Linked DNA regions of Homo sapiens: region 2 is linked to region 1. A link is a contact called in ENCODE Hi-C or POLR2A ChIA-PET data. All regions are on one chromosome and are shown on one strand. The core of a region is the stretch at or near the end of the contact, and the rest is flanking DNA. Distances in the headings are between cores, read along the strand shown.

Region 1 (7,191 bases), core at 3,197-5,696:
GAGCCACCGCACCCAGCCTTGATTATCACACATCAAACTGATAATGTGCTGGATACACTGGGTTAAATAAAATATGCAATTAAAATTAATTTCACTTGTTTATTTTAATAGGGCTGCTAGAAAATTGAAAAGGCCACGCCTGGCTCCATTTGTAGGTTACATTTCTTTTTTTTTGAGACGGAATCTCACTGTCACCAGGTTGGAGTGCAGTGGTGTGATCTCAGCTCACTGCATCGTCTGCCTCCCAGGTTCATGCGAGTCTCCTGCCTCAGCCTCCCAAGTACCTGGGACTATAGGTGCGCGCCACCACACCCGGCTAATTTTTGTATTTTTAGTAGAGACGGGGTTTCACCATGTTGGCCAGGATGGTCTCGATCTCTTGACCTCGTGATTCGCCCGCCTCGGCCTCCCAAAGTGCTGGCATTACAGGCGTGAGCCACCGCGCCTGGCCTGCAGGTCATATTTCTACTGGACAGAGCTAGTTTAAAGAGTCCTCCCAGCTGGGCGCAGCGGCTCACGCCTATAATCGCAGCCACTGGGAAGGTTGAAGCAGGAGATCACTTGATCCCAGAACTTTGAGACCAGCCTGAGACCAGCCTCAGCAACACAGTAAGACTCCACATGGCCATGGGGTGGTGTGTCATCCCAGGACAGAGCTGCTGTTTCAAATGGTCCCAGGGTGAGTGGGTGCGTGAGTTGTGTGGGGGGAGACACGGGAAGAAGTAAGCAGGCTGGATGTGGTAAAGACAAGGAGGCAGTGTTCAGCAGTTAGAAACAGTTTTAGGGGCGGGTGTGATTGGGGAGTAGCTCTTGGACAGACCCCCAGTGTAACAGGAATAGACATTGCCCCCACTCCTTGGCTCAGAATATCAGTTGGTCTACATCCACGTCGAATCCTCGCGCTTTAGACTTGCACACAGTACTTAGAAGCTCATTAAATCCTACTCCTCAGGCCTCTTTTTACAGCGGAGGAAACTGATGCCCAGAGAGGAAAAATAAATATAAACTGTGAAAGGGTCACAGAACTGCCCTCGAAAACCTTGTATTTTAAATGGGCAAATACCAAAAACTGATTGTCTGCACAGCTGCCAAGCTTGACCCTGGTATAGCTAATACTTATGAGTGAAAAGTATGAACTTGAGGAAAGAACACAGCCAGCAGATATTACTTTTTTTTTTTTTTTTTTTTTTTTGGAGACAGAGTCTTACTCTGTTGCCCAGGCTGGAGTGCAGTGGTATGATCTGGGCTCACTGCAACCTCTGCCTCCCGAGTTCAAGCAATTCTCCTGCCTCAGCCTCCCAAGTAGCTGGGATTACAAGCACGCATCACCACGCCCGGCTAATTTTTGTTATTTTGTAGTAGAGACAGGGTTTCACCATGTTGGCCAGGCTGGTCTCGAACTCCTGACCTCAAGTGATCCACCCACCTCCGCCTCCCAAAGTGCTGGGATTACAGGCAAGAGCCACCGCGCCCGGCCACAGATATGACTATAGATCACTGGTTCCTACTCGGGGTGGTCTTGTCACCTAGGGAACATTTGGCAACATGGAGACATTTTTGGTTGTCACATCTGGGGAAGAGGGGCAAGCGTGGCTGGCATCTAGTGGGCCAGAGATGTTGCTAAACATTCTACAACATGCAGGACACCCCTCACACAACAAAAACTATGCAGCCCAAAATGTCAGCAGCACCAAGGTTGAGAAACCCTGCTATATAGACTAACTCACAGCAGTGCTGTTTGTCCCAGAGCACGATTCATATGTGGTGTGGGGGGGTTAATGACTGGCCTCCGCTAAGCACTTCATTAAATAGGTGTGACACACTGGGTGAGCCTGTAAGCACAGAACAGCCTGCTGAAAGCTGGGGAGGGAGGGCAGAAAAGTTTTCAAGAAGTGGCCGTGCTGCCGCCCCTACTGGGAAGTGAGGAGCCCCTCTGCCCGGCCACCACCCCGTCTGGGTAGTGTACCCAACAGCTCATTGAGAATGGGCCATGATGACAATGGCGGTTTTGTGGAATAGAAAAGGGGGAAAGGTGGGGAAAAGATTGAGAAATCGGATGGTTGCTGTGTCTGTGTAGAAAGAAGTAGACATGGGAGACTTTTCATTTTGTTCCGTACTAAGAAAAATTCTTCTGCCTTGGGATCCTGTTGATCTGTGACCTTACCCCCAACCCTGTGCTCTCTCAAACATGTGCTGTGTCCACTCAGGGTTAAATGGATTAAGGGCGGTGCAAGATGTGCTTTGTTAAACAGATGCTTGAAGGCAGCATGCCCGTTAAGAGTCATCACCACTCCCTAATCTCAAGTACCCAGGGACACAAACACTGCGGAAGGCCGCAGGGTCCTCTGCCTAGGAAAACCAGAGACCTTTGTTCACTTGTTTATCTGCTGTCCTTCCCTCCACTATTGTCCTATGACCCTGCCAAATCCCCCTCTGCGAGAAACACCCAAGAGTGATCAATTAAAAAAAAAAAAAAAGTGGCCATGCTGGGTGCGGTGGCTCACACCTGTAATCCCAGCACTTTGGGAAACCGAGGCAGGCAGATCAGTTGAGGTCAGGAGTTTGAGACCAGCCTTGCCAACATGGTGAAACCCCATCTCTACCAAAAATACAAAAAAATTCTCCAAGCATGGTGGCGCACACCTGTAATCCCAGCTACTCGGGAAACTGAGGCACGAAAATCACTTGAACCCGGGAGGCAGAGGTTTCAGTGAGCAGAGATTGCACCACTGCACTCCAGCCTGGGTGACAGAGCGAGACCCTGTCTCAAAAAAAAAAAAAAAAAAAAAAGAAGTGCTCTATTTCAGGAGAAACTGGCACTTTCTGAGCCTACTCTCCCCTAATGCCAGCTCTCCTGCTCACCCCACCAGGGTCAGAGCCAACTTTGCCTCCAATTCATAGTCCTTTAAGTAAGAATCCTTTTAATATGCCCTAATGTCCCAACCAAACTAATCTTGAAAGCTTCTATGTAGATACAAAGTGCTCCTGAAATCCCTATCCTCAGAAATGCTTCTGAGCCAAATGGGCTCTGAACCCTAAACAACCGTGTCCATGTATGTGGCAAGAGCTTGTGAAAAACAAAGCTGGGCCAGGCGCAGTGACTCACAACTGTAATCCTAGCACTTTGGGAGGCTGAAGTGGGCAGATCACTTGAGGTCAGGAGTTCAAGACCAGTCTGGCGAACATGGCGAAACCCTGTCTCTACTAAAAATACAAAAAGTAGCCGGGCGCGGTGGCTCACACCTGTAGTCCCAGCTACTCGGGAGGCTGAAGCAGGAGAATCACTTGAATCCAGTTGGCGGAGGTTGCAGTGAGCCCAGATCACGCCACTGTACTCCAGCCTGGGCAACAGAGCGAGACTTGGTAAGAAAGAGAAAGAAAGGAAAGAATGAAGGAAGGAAGGAAGGAAGGAAGGAAGGAAGGAAGGAAGGAAGGAAGGAAGGGAAGGAAGGGAAGGAGTCTCGCTCTGTCACCCAGGCTGGAGTGCAACGGAGCGATCTCGACTCACTGCAAGCTCCGCCTCCCGGGTTCGCGCCATTCTCCTGCCTCAGCCTCCCGAGTAGCTGGGACTACAGGCGCCCGCCACCACGCCCCGCTAATTTTTTGTATTTTTAGTACAGACGGGGTTTCACCGTGTTAGCCAGGATGGTCTCGATCTCCTGACCTCGTGATCCGCCCGCCTCGGCCTCCCAAAGCGCTGGGATTACAGGCGTGAGCCACCGCGCCCGGCTGACCAAAGGTTTCTTGGTCCGCATTCTGCTTCTGTGGAATGAGCCAGGAGCCAGTTAGGCCTGATTTGACATCTGATTTCCGGAGGAAAACCCAGACTCTGCCCTGGGCAACAAACTGAATCCTGAACTTGAGGTCACAGGGCAGGTGTGAGGAGCGGAGAGCAGCAAGAGTGAAAGGGAGGCCTGTGGTCATTCCATACACACAAGAGATCAGTTCCTCCAAGGTCAGGGGACAGAGAGCACAGGGATCCAGCGCCAAGCGCAAGGCCCCCAGAAGAAGCCAGAGAGTCGGGGAGGGGGCGGGGGGGAATCGGTCCCAGCAGGTGGGAAGGATTCTGGGACCAGACCTAAGGGATCATGAGCACAGCTGCTGCAGGCAGACGGGCCCCTGGAGAAGCTGGGGACAAGCTGGAATAGAGACTTCATTGCGGGAAGGGCTGTCAGGGAGGCCTCCTGGGGTGGAAAAGGGTGGTCAGGAGGCTCCTGGAGGCGGCGCGGCCCCGGGGGTCCAACTCACCTGGGGCCCGGCCACCGCGCTCTCGACCGCCGCCTCTGCCCGCGCAGCACGGGCACAGCTCGCCAGCACTGCGAACCCGGATGGGTCGTCGGGCGCGGCCCTCAGCAGAGCTGCCTTCACAGATGTGGTGCCCAGGTCAATGCCGAGGGTGATCGGCCGCGCAGCCATTATCTCCCTGACCCGCGCAGCTCCAGTCTGCAGCCAGCGGCCCCACAAGTCCGCGCTCTTCGCCCAGGGGGGCGGGGCAGGGGCGGGGAGTCGCCTGCCAATCTTTCAGCCACACCCAACATGGAGGCTTCTCGTCTTCCCACTGGCCGGGGAAGGCGAGCTTCCACGCAACCTCTCGGCGGGCCCCGGCTATAGGCGGAGAGGCGGCGGAAGGCGGGACCTAAAGGGGGCCCCGCCCCACGGGCTCTGATTTCCGCCCAATGGAGGGCGGTCTGAGCTTCGCTCACGAAAGGAGCCGGGAGGCGCTGGCGGCTCCAAGAGTCTCTGTGTCCCTGGCAGCGGACCTCATCTTCCCTCACGCCGGAGCCCCGATCTCTGCGCCCCGGCCCGACCCAGCTGCGCTCTGTCCGTCTAAGACGCGCGGAAACTACAACTCCCAGAGCTCATCTCGCCGAGATCCGGCCCCACGAGTCAGGTGGCGGAGGTCAGGTGACAGCGGACCCGCCTCTCCCAAAGTCTAGCCGGGCAGGGGAACGCGGTGCATTCCTGACCGGCACCTGGCGAGGCTCATGCGTCCCGTGAGGGCGGTTCCTCGAGCCTGGGGGCGCTCAGGTGAGAGCGGACGCGGCCTCCCCTGTTTCCCAGGCGGACCCCTTGAGGCACAGCAGGTCAGCGGGGCAGCCTGCCGGGGGTCCAGCGCCCTCAGCCGCGGCGGGCTCCTTTCCCCGCCACCAGTGCTGGCCTCGCGACACGGGACAACCCCCGGGTGGAAGGGCCCGAGCGGTGGTCAGCCGAGGCAGGGGCAGCGGGCTGCCGGGGTGGGTGCCGTTCCCAGCCCCTTACCTTCTGCTCAGTTGCCGCCTGGGTCTCGGTTGGGGAATTTGCAGATTGCTTTGGAGACGCTGAGAGAACCTTTGCGAGAGCGCCGGTTGACGTGCGGAGTGCGGGGCTCCGGGGGACTGAGCAGCACGAGACCCCATCCTCCCCTCCGGGTTTTCACACTGGGCGAAGGGAGGACTCCTGAGCTCTGCCTCTTCCAGTAACATTGAGGATTACTGTGTTTTGTGAGAGCTCGCTAGGCGCCCTAAGCAACAGAGGTAACCACTTTATATCCTTGTTTCTCAACCTCGTTATTCCTACCTACCCCCTTCCCATAAAATTTAATACCACTAGTACGCTGTGTATTTGTTTCTGTGGCCACAAACCATTGTAATAGCTAGATTTCTTCACTACCACCCCAAGCCAATTTTTTTTTTTTTTTTGAGATGGAGTCTGCAGCCTCTGTCACCCAGGCTGGAGTGCAGTGGCGCGATCTCGGCTCACTGCAACCTCCGCCTCCGGGGTTCAAGCGATTCTCCTACCTCAGCCTTCCGAGTAGCTGGGACTACAGGCCTGAGCCACCATGCCCAGCTAATTTTTGTATTTTTAGTAGAGATGGGGATTCACCATGTTGGCCAGGCTGGTCTCGAACTCCTGACCTCAGGTGATGCGCTCACCTCGGCCTCCCAAAGTGCTGGGATGACAGGCGTGAGCCACCGCGCCCAGCCTACCCCCAGCCAATTTTAGTCCCACTTGACAATGCGTGCTTTACATCTCCTCATTTAAGTCCTGTGAGGTAGTTACCACCTCCTTGTTTGGCACCACAAGGTCGCATAAGTAATAAATAGGTCAAGCCTGTCTCCAGTGCACACAGCCCTTGCCACTATTTGTGTACCCTCTCCAAAAGCAGGAGACCCAGGGAGTTCCAGGTCGTAGAACAGAGGACAGGACCAACTCATACCTGGCAGACAGGAGCTGCCACACTAGACCCCTAGCCCCAGGTTGCTCCTGGGAAGGGACTGAATGGGTGAGGAGCCTTCTTGAAACATGTGACATCTGAATGAGGCCTGGACAATAGTTAGAACTTACATAGGAAGGGCACGCCAGACAGAGCCCATTGTCAGGAGATACTTCATTTCTATCTTGTAGCTTTCACAAGCCACTAGTTGTATGTAATTATCAATCTGGTTTTTTTTTTGTTTTTTTTTTTTAATTTGAGACGGAGTTTCACTCTTATCACTCAGGCTGGAGTGCAATGGTGCAATCTCGGCTCACTGCAACCTCCACCTCCCGGGTTCAAGCGATTCTCCTGCCTCAGCCTCCTGAGTAGCTGGGACTACAGGCACATGCCACCACGCCTGGCTAATTTTTGTATTTTTAGTAGAGACGGGGATTCACCATGTTGGCCAGGCTGGTCTCGAACTCCTGACTTCAAGTGATCCAACTGCCTCGGCCTCCCAAAGTGCTGGAATTACACACACGAGCCACTGCGCTCAGCCTAATCTGATGTTTTTTAACATTTTAATTGACTTACCTCTCAATGTCGTTTTGTCTCTGCTGGCATCGTTCCTCCAGGGGTCTCAGCCTTTGAGGCTTGGGAATGTTTGCTGACCAAGTCTGTGAGTTTGAGAAGCTGGTTAGGCCTGATTCTGCATCTAATTTCTGGAGAAAAACCAGACTCTGTCCTGGGCAACAAACTGAATCCTGAACTTGAGGCCACAGGGCAGGTGTGAGGAGCGGAGGGCAGCAAGAGTGAGAGGGAGGCCTGTGGTCATTCCATACACGCAGGAGGGCAATTCCTCCAAGGTCAGGGGACAGAGCACAGGGATCCAGCGCCAAGAGCAAGGCCCCCAGAGGAGGCCAGAGAGTAGGTACGGGGTCATTCCCGGCCGGTGAGAAGGGTCTCAGATGAGGCAGACCTGCAGCAGGCAAAGAGAGAACCCTGGAGGAGACGGG
Region 2 (7,191 bases), core at 911-3,410, 3.8 Mb after region 1:
CAGCAAGACTCTGTCTCAAAAAAAAAAAAAAAAAAAAAAGTAGATGTTACTGCGGAACACATTTTTAAATTTTGTTTAATTTTAATTTACATTTTCTTTTTTTCTTTTTCTTTTTTTCTTTTTTTTGAGACAGAGTCTCGCTCTGTCACCCAGGCTGGAGTGCAATGGCGCGATCTCGGCTCACTGCAACCTCTGCCTCCCAGGTTCAAGCAAGCGATTCTCCTGCCTCAGCCTCCTGAGTAGCTGGGATTACATGCGTGCACCACCACGCCCAGCTAATTTTTGTCTTTTTAGTAGAGATGGGGTTTCACCATGTTGGCCAGGCTAGTCTCGAACTCCTGACCTCAAGTGATCCACCCGCCTCGGCCTCCCAAAGTGTTGGGATTACAGGCGTGAGCCAGGGCGCCTGGCCACATTATCTACATTTCAAGTGCTCAACAGCCACAGGTGGCTGCTGGTGGCTACTGTATCAGACAGGACCAACTCAGGACATTGCTATCGTCACAGAAAATTATATTGGAGAGCCATGCTTTAGAGTTTAGAGGAACTATTCCTTGTCACCCATTCTTAACATCTTCAAAGCTTCCACAGAGTCCAGAGAACTTAGTTCTTTTTAGAGTGCCTCGGAAGCCACCCTCTGGGAAGGAGGTGAGATGCAGGGATGTCTGATGCCTGGTTACTCCAGACTGTGAGAAACAGCCCAGTCTCCAGTTCTCCTGATCTGGCCTCTTGGGTCACAGCCAGATGTGTGTGTACGGGAACCTACTTGCGCAGTTCTGGGCTGCTTTGGTGCTCTCGCTTCTCCCAGGGACCCCAGCTCTGGTTGCTGAAGGAGAAAACTCTCTGTCAGTGACGAGGAACCCCTGAGTCCTGGGCTTGCCAAATTGATCTCTACAGTTGGGGAGTCTCTTCTTTTACAGGCCTCTAATTTTCCTAGATGTCCTCCTTAATTATCTTATCCATGGACTTAGGCCTATCCCGTCCTGGAGACAGACCAAGGGCAGAAGGAATGTAAGAAGTCGTGGCCCAGGCCGGGTGCAGTGGCGCGTGCCTATAATCCCAACACTTTGGGAGGCCGAGGTGGGAGGATCACCTGAGGTCAGGAGTTCAAGACCAGCCTGGCCAACATGGTGAAACCCTGTCTCTACTAAAAATACAAAAAATTAGCCAGGTATGGTGGCAGGCGCCGTAATCCCAGCTTCTCGGGAGGCTGAGGCAGGAGAACTGCTTGAACCCGGGAGGTGGAGGTTGCAGTGAGCGGAGATTGCGCCACAGCACTCCAGTCTGGGCAACAGTGCGAGACTCAGTCTCAAAAACAAAACAAAACAAAACAAAAATTTGAGATCCCAAAGTGTTTTCCCTGCCACGACTCAGGTAGCAGTGAGCTGAGGTGGGCATCACTAACATGTATGTCTCTCCTATGAGTCAAACGTCCATTTCTGGGTCACCATCTGTGTGCTCCTGCCTAACACTACCACTTTTGGGATTCCAAGATGCACCCCCCCCACCCCACCCAGGCAGGGGTCCCTATCTCTCCCCAGGCCCTAGGGTGGAGTTTCGCTCTTATCACCCAGGCTGGAGTGCAATGGCACAATCTCAGCTCACTGCACCCTTTCCCTCCTAGGTTCAAGTGATTCTCCTGCCTCAGCCTCCTAAGTAGCTGGGATTACAGGCGTCTGCCACCACGCCCGGCTAATTTTTGTATTTTTAGTAGAGACAGGGTTTCGCAATGTTGGCCAGGCTGGCCTTGAACTCCTGACCTCAGGTGATTCACCCGCCTCAGTCTCCCAAAGTGCTGGGGTTACAGGCGGGAGCCACCGCGCCCGGCCCATCCCTCATTATTTTTTGCGACTCAGAGCCATCCTATTACCCCTCTCAAACCCCAAGGAATGTTTGAGTGGGGTTGATATGGGTGTGAAAAGACACAGAATAATCTGTCTCCAGAGGAACTACAACTTCCATCAGGCACTACTTCAGCGGAACAGGAAAGGATGTGGGGGCGTGGCTACCACGCCCTAGTAGAGCGGGAAACTACAACTCCCAGGATAACGCGGGATTTCAGCAGGGCCAAAAGAGTGATTGAGCTCTGACTGGCGACCCGACCCGGCGGAAACCACCTCGACAGCCTCCAGAAAGGGGCGTGGCTGAAAATGTAGGGGCGTGGCCACGTGGGCATCAGGAAGAAGTAACCTGTTGAATCTATTTCTGCTCCCCACCCTTACTGCTTCCCATAAGGGGGAAGCCGCAGACTAATAAGCCTCTTCCAAAAAAGAGGTAAAGGGAGGTAGACAAGGGGCGGCAGCGGAGGCTGGCTACTGCATTCCGTAGGAGGAGCCAACAGTTACTTTTTACCTGCTGAGTCCGGTGAACCAGTTCATGGGGGCGGGGACCTGCCTATGAGAAAAGGGCCAGGATAGAAGAGGTATTTATTTGTTCATTTTGAGGACTAAATTTAGAACCCATCATCTACAGACCCATTTGTAGGTTGTGTCTGGGGCACTCGCTCGGCCTCAGGAAGAGGGAAGAACGGGGACGACTTTGTGGCAGCAAAGCCACCTCCCTTCCGTGTTTTCCGCAGCCCAAAGCGATAGAACCGCATGGCTTCCGCAGTCTGGGGGAGTGCCCCCTGGTGGGGCCCGCCGCCCCCGGCCCCAGCTCGGCCGCTCACGGACATCGACTTCTGCTCCGGGGCGCAGCTGCAGGAATTGACCCAGCTGATCCAGGAGCTGGGTGTGCAGGAGAGCTGGAGTGACGGGCCCAAGCCGGGAGCCGATCTCCTCCGGGCCAAGGACTTTGTCTTCTCTTTGCTTGGTAAGTAACCCTACTTGCCTTTGGGAACTCACAGCTCTCAGCCTCACCACGCCCCCGCCCCCGCCCCGGCTTTGGGCGACGCCCTCACGATCCGTTCCCTTTTTTTAGGTCTAGTTCACCGCCGGGACCCTCGCTTTCCTCCCCAGGCAGAGCTCTTGCTGCTTCGTGGTGGGATTCGCGAGGGCTCCCTGGATCTGGGGCATGCACCCCTGGGTCCCTACGCCCGGGGACCTCACTACGATGCCGGCTTCACACTCCTAGTGCCCATGTTTTCACTGGACGGCACTGAACTGCAACTGGACCTGGAATCCTGTTACGCACAGGTCTGCCTCCCAGAGATGGTGTGCGGAACCCCCATCCGGGAGATGTGGCAGGATTGCTTAGGACCCCCAGTCCCAGGAGCACGTGATTCGATCCACCGAACGGAGAGCGAAGAAAGTTCCAAGGACTGGCAAAGCTCTGTAGACCAGCCGCACAGCTACGTCACTGAGCACGAGGCGCCGGTGTCTTTGGAAAAATCGCCTAGTGACGTTTCAGCGTCCGAGTCGCCTCAGCATGACGTCGTCGACCTTGGCTCTACCGCACCTTTGAAAACAATGAGTAGTGACGTCACCAAGGCAGCCGTCGAAAGCCCAGTCCCAAAGCCGTCGGAGGCTCGGGAAGCGTGGCCCACATTATGTTCCGCCCAGGTGGCTGCCTGGTTCTTTGCTACGCTGGCGGCGGTCGCCGAGTCTCTGATCCCTGTCCCGGGTGCTCCGCGTCTGGTGCACGCAGCTCGCCACGCGGGTTTCACCACCGTCCTCCTGGCTACCCCTGAGCCCCCTCGCCGCCTCCTGCTCTTCGACCTGATCCCAGTGGTGTCCGTGGCGGGCTGGCCCGAGGGGGCTCGGAGCCACTCGTGGGCCGGTCCGCTGGCCTCTGAGTCGGCTTCCTTCTACCTGGTGCCCGGTGGCGGCACCGAGCGGCCGTGCGCCTCCGCCTGGCAGCTCTGTTTTGCCCGCCAGGAGCTGGCGCTCAAAGCGCGCATACCAGCGCCGCTGCTGCAGGCGCACGCGGCGGCCCAGGCGCTACTGCGCCCGCTGGTGGCCGGGACCCGGGCGGCGGCGCCCTACCTCCTGCGGACGCTGCTGTACTGGGCGTGCGAGCGGCTGCCTGCGCTCTACCTGGCGCGGCCAGAAAATGCGGGCGCCTGCTGCCTCGGGCTGCTAGACGAGCTCGGCCGAGTGCTCGAGGCCGGGACGTTGCCTCACTATTTTCTGAACGGCCGACAGCTCCGTACGGGGGACGACTCCGCTGCGCTGCTCGGAGAATTGGCCCGGCTCCGCGGGGACCCGGCCCGGGCCCTCCGTGCCGCGGTGGAGGAGGCCAAAGTGGCCCGCAAGGGGGGCGGTTTGGCGGGCGTGGGGGGCGGGGCCCATTAAAGACGCTGTTCCTACCAGTGGAAAGTGCCTCTGTGGGCGAGCGGGACGTGGGGGGCCCTGCTCGCCCCTCGCCAGGGGGACTGACTGTGTGCCCTGGGCCTGAAGCCCCCCTTCTGGAAGACCTCCCTGTTGGTTCCTCCTCTACGCCCACCCGCCTGCCCCCGCACAAGTTGCCCCATTCCAGCCTCGCTATTCTCCACATCTGTGGCCAGCACTCCGCCCAGGGGCAGCTTCCAGAAACCGTCTGTCCCCAGTTCTTTTGGTCATTTCTCTTAAGGGCCAATAGAAATGGGAGAAACATATTTGCTGACCAAACGCGAAAAGGAGTTATGGAGACCAGGGTCTGATCAATTTGGCTCACACAACGGCAGAGATATGAAGGAGGCCGGATTTCGCCCAAGGCTGGATCTCACCACCCCCCATCCTCCATCTCTCCAGTTCTTCCCCCACTTTACTCGTGCGGTTCTTTCTTCACTAACATCCCGGCCAGTAGGGTCTCTCTCCCTTCTCCCAGCGTCCGCCATTCCATCTCCCTTAGGCCCAACCTCTCCTTCCTACCCAGGGGTGCGTTCAGGAGGCCTTCCTGTCCCTCCTCCTCTGAAGGCTGAGACGTGCGGCCTTGCCTCGGCTTTGCCTGCTTGTAAGACACAGTCCGCACTCTCTACCTCCAAGGAACCCCGGGGTTCCTCCTGCCCGGCTTCACCCTCCTATTTCCCAGCGTCTCCGCCCCCTGCCCCGCCCCCGGGCCGGCTCTCCGAGGAGGGGGAACTGCTGTCGCCGCCGCCGCCGCCGCCTCAGCTTCCCACAGCCGCTGCCGCTGCCGCCGCTCTGCCTGGTCCAGCCACCGGCCCAGTGCTCTGACTTCGCCGGACCGGGGAGCTCTGCAGAGACACCCTCACTCCTTCCCGAGGGTCCGGGACGCCTAGCCGGGCGTGGGGGGAAGCTCCGTTTGCGGGGGACAGGGAGGGAGGAGCCTGGAGCCGAAGCCAGCGCCACCCGTCGCCGGATCAACAGGACAGGACAGGTTGAGGGGCGTCGGGAAAAGGAAGAGGGGGTGCTATAGGCAATCCCGGGGAGGACGAGGAAGCCCTGTAGCAGGAAGCTGTGATCCGCTCTGACTTGTAGGGGGCCTGTTCACATCTGGGGACTGGTGACAACGTGGGTGCACTCCTCTCTTGGGGGGCTGGTTAGATTGGAGGGCGTGGGATCTAAACAGCACCAGCTGTCCCCAAGAAAATTTAAGGGGCAGCCAGGGGAGAAAAAAACAAAAACAAAAACAAACACGGATGCTCCTCATTTTGAGGTGGCGGAAGGCCCTCCAGTCAACTACCTGGTGTATCCACTAGGAAGGGTGGATTTGGAGGTGACTTCAAAAGGAGCGGAGGGTGTGAAGGTGAAGAAAGGGTCTTGGCCGCTAGAATTCTATGCTACTAGACATGGGGGGGACTTGGTGAAAAAGGTATTATCCAGCCAGAGGGTCTGGGAGCCCTGTCTTACTGAACCTGGGCAACCTGGATATTCTGAGACATATTTTGGGGGGATTTCAGTGAAAAAAGTGGGGGATCCCCTCCATTTAGAGTGTAGCAAAGGAAAAAACACCAAGGTTGGGTTCCTTCCTGACATTGGCAGTGCCCCAGTAGGGGTGGGATGAGCGAATATTCCCAAAGCTAAAGTCCCACACCCTGTAGATTACAAGAGTGGATTTGGCAGGAGTGTGCCCCAAAATACAGTGGAAAGGTGCCTGAAGATATTTAAACCACGTCTTGGAAATTTAGTGGGTCTTGGCTTTGGGATAGGTGAAGTGAGGACAGACACTGGAGAGGAGGGAAAGGGGACGTTTTCAATAGGAGGCAAAACTCGAGGGTGGGATCCACTGAGGAGTACATAGGCTGCTGGATCTGGTGGAGCCAGCACTGGGCCCACGGGTGGTAACTGGCTGCTGTGGAGGGGGGTACGTGAGGGGGGGGGTCTGGGGCTTATCCTCAGGTCCTGTGGGTGGGGCAGCGAGTCGGGGCCTGAGCGTCAAGAGCATGCCCTAGTGAGCGGGCTCCTCTGGGGGAGCCCAGCGCGCTCCGGGCGCCTGCCGGTTTGGGGGTGTCTCCTCCCGGGGCGCTATGGCGGCGCTGGCCAGTAGCCTGATCCGGCAGAAGCGGGAGGTCCGCGAGCCCGGGGGCAGCCGGCCGGTGTCGGCGCAGCGGCGCGTGTGTCCCCGCGGCACCAAGTCCCTTTGCCAGAAGCAGCTCCTCATCCTGCTGTCCAAGGTGCGACTGTGCGGGGGGCGGCCCGCGCGGCCGGACCGCGGCCCGGGTGAGTGCGGCTGGGGCGGGGTCTCCCGGCCAGAGGTTTCTCTGCCTGGGAGATTGAGGCCAGGGACTCTGAAGAATAGGGCCCGGCTGAGGGGCTCCCCGAAAGTGGAAGGGGGTGGGCCAGGACGACAAAGTCCCTGCCAGACTGTGCCTCAGTTTCCCTTCTCTTTTGTCCATAACCCGGAGTCTCCTTATTTTCGAGGTCAAGGGGAAGGCTTGAGGGGCTGCCTGGCGCCCCGAAAGCCTCGTAGTTCCTGCTCGTCCCCCCTTCCCAACACAGCAGTCCCCACCCCCATCGTCCTCCGCCTACGTGCCGGTTCTCGCGATTCTTTCAATCTGGAGCGGAGGGGCCCGGGGGTTTCCAGATGCCTGGGTCACCCCAAGGATTTCTGCAGCTCCAGCCGCACGCCCCCCCCCAGCCCCCGCCTGCCCCGGTTCTCCCGCTCCTCCACGCCTGGGCTCGGTTCCTCCTGGTCGAGCTCTGCTGGCTCCGAGCCAATCTCCCCAGCTCTCCCTCGGGTGTCCTTGCAGCTACCTCGCCAGCCAGCCCTCTATGCGCCCTCCTCCTGTGACCTGCGCTTCAAGAACGGAGCTGGGCACCCCTCCCATAACCCCCGCGCCACTCCGAAATCGGGTCCCGTAGGCTCAGGGGA

What was found. A loop is a pair of places that touch in the nucleus more often than their neighbours do. ChIA-PET counts read pairs that join two places held with the same protein, here RNA polymerase II (POLR2A). Pooled maps may share reads with other maps.
Region 2: a pooled map shows a loop between it and region 1 (10-fold over the local background). The contact joins the promoter of TMEM102 here to the promoter of SHPK in region 1. A Hi-C loop is called at or near these places in 3 of 50 pooled maps. POLR2A ChIA-PET finds 5 or more read pairs at or near these places in 2 of 52 experiments (AG04450 and WTC11).

The regions. Positions count from the first base shown.
Region 1 is chr17:3,631,804-3,638,994 of GRCh38, forward strand. SHPK (sedoheptulokinase) reads right to left here and starts at 4,447. Exons shown (of 7, transcript NM_013276.4): 1 at 4,249-4,447. The coding sequence starts at 4,416. CTNS (cystinosin, lysosomal cystine transporter) reads left to right here and starts at 4,957. Exons shown (of 12, transcript NM_004937.3): 1 at 4,957-5,028; 2 at 5,304-5,513. It overlaps LOC105371493 (a long non-coding RNA gene), which reads right to left. Exons shown (of 6, transcript XR_007065579.1): 6 at 6,694-7,191. RefSeq lists enhancers at 1,999-2,864, 4,703-4,952 and silencers at 4,163-4,222, 5,233-5,322.
Region 2 is chr17:7,433,275-7,440,465 of GRCh38, forward strand. It overlaps TMEM102 (transmembrane protein 102), which reads left to right and starts at 2,161. Exons shown (of 3, transcript NM_178518.3): 1 at 2,161-2,422; 2 at 2,579-2,811; 3 at 2,920-4,405. The coding sequence starts at 2,598. The coding sequence ends at 4,232. FGF11 (fibroblast growth factor 11) reads left to right here and starts at 6,238. Exons shown (of 5, transcript NM_004112.4): 1 at 6,238-6,539. The coding sequence starts at 6,347. RefSeq lists enhancers at 1,845-2,014, 3,066-3,975, 4,772-4,871, 4,886-5,794, 6,048-6,581 and silencers at 3,711-3,990, 4,962-5,061, 6,340-6,439.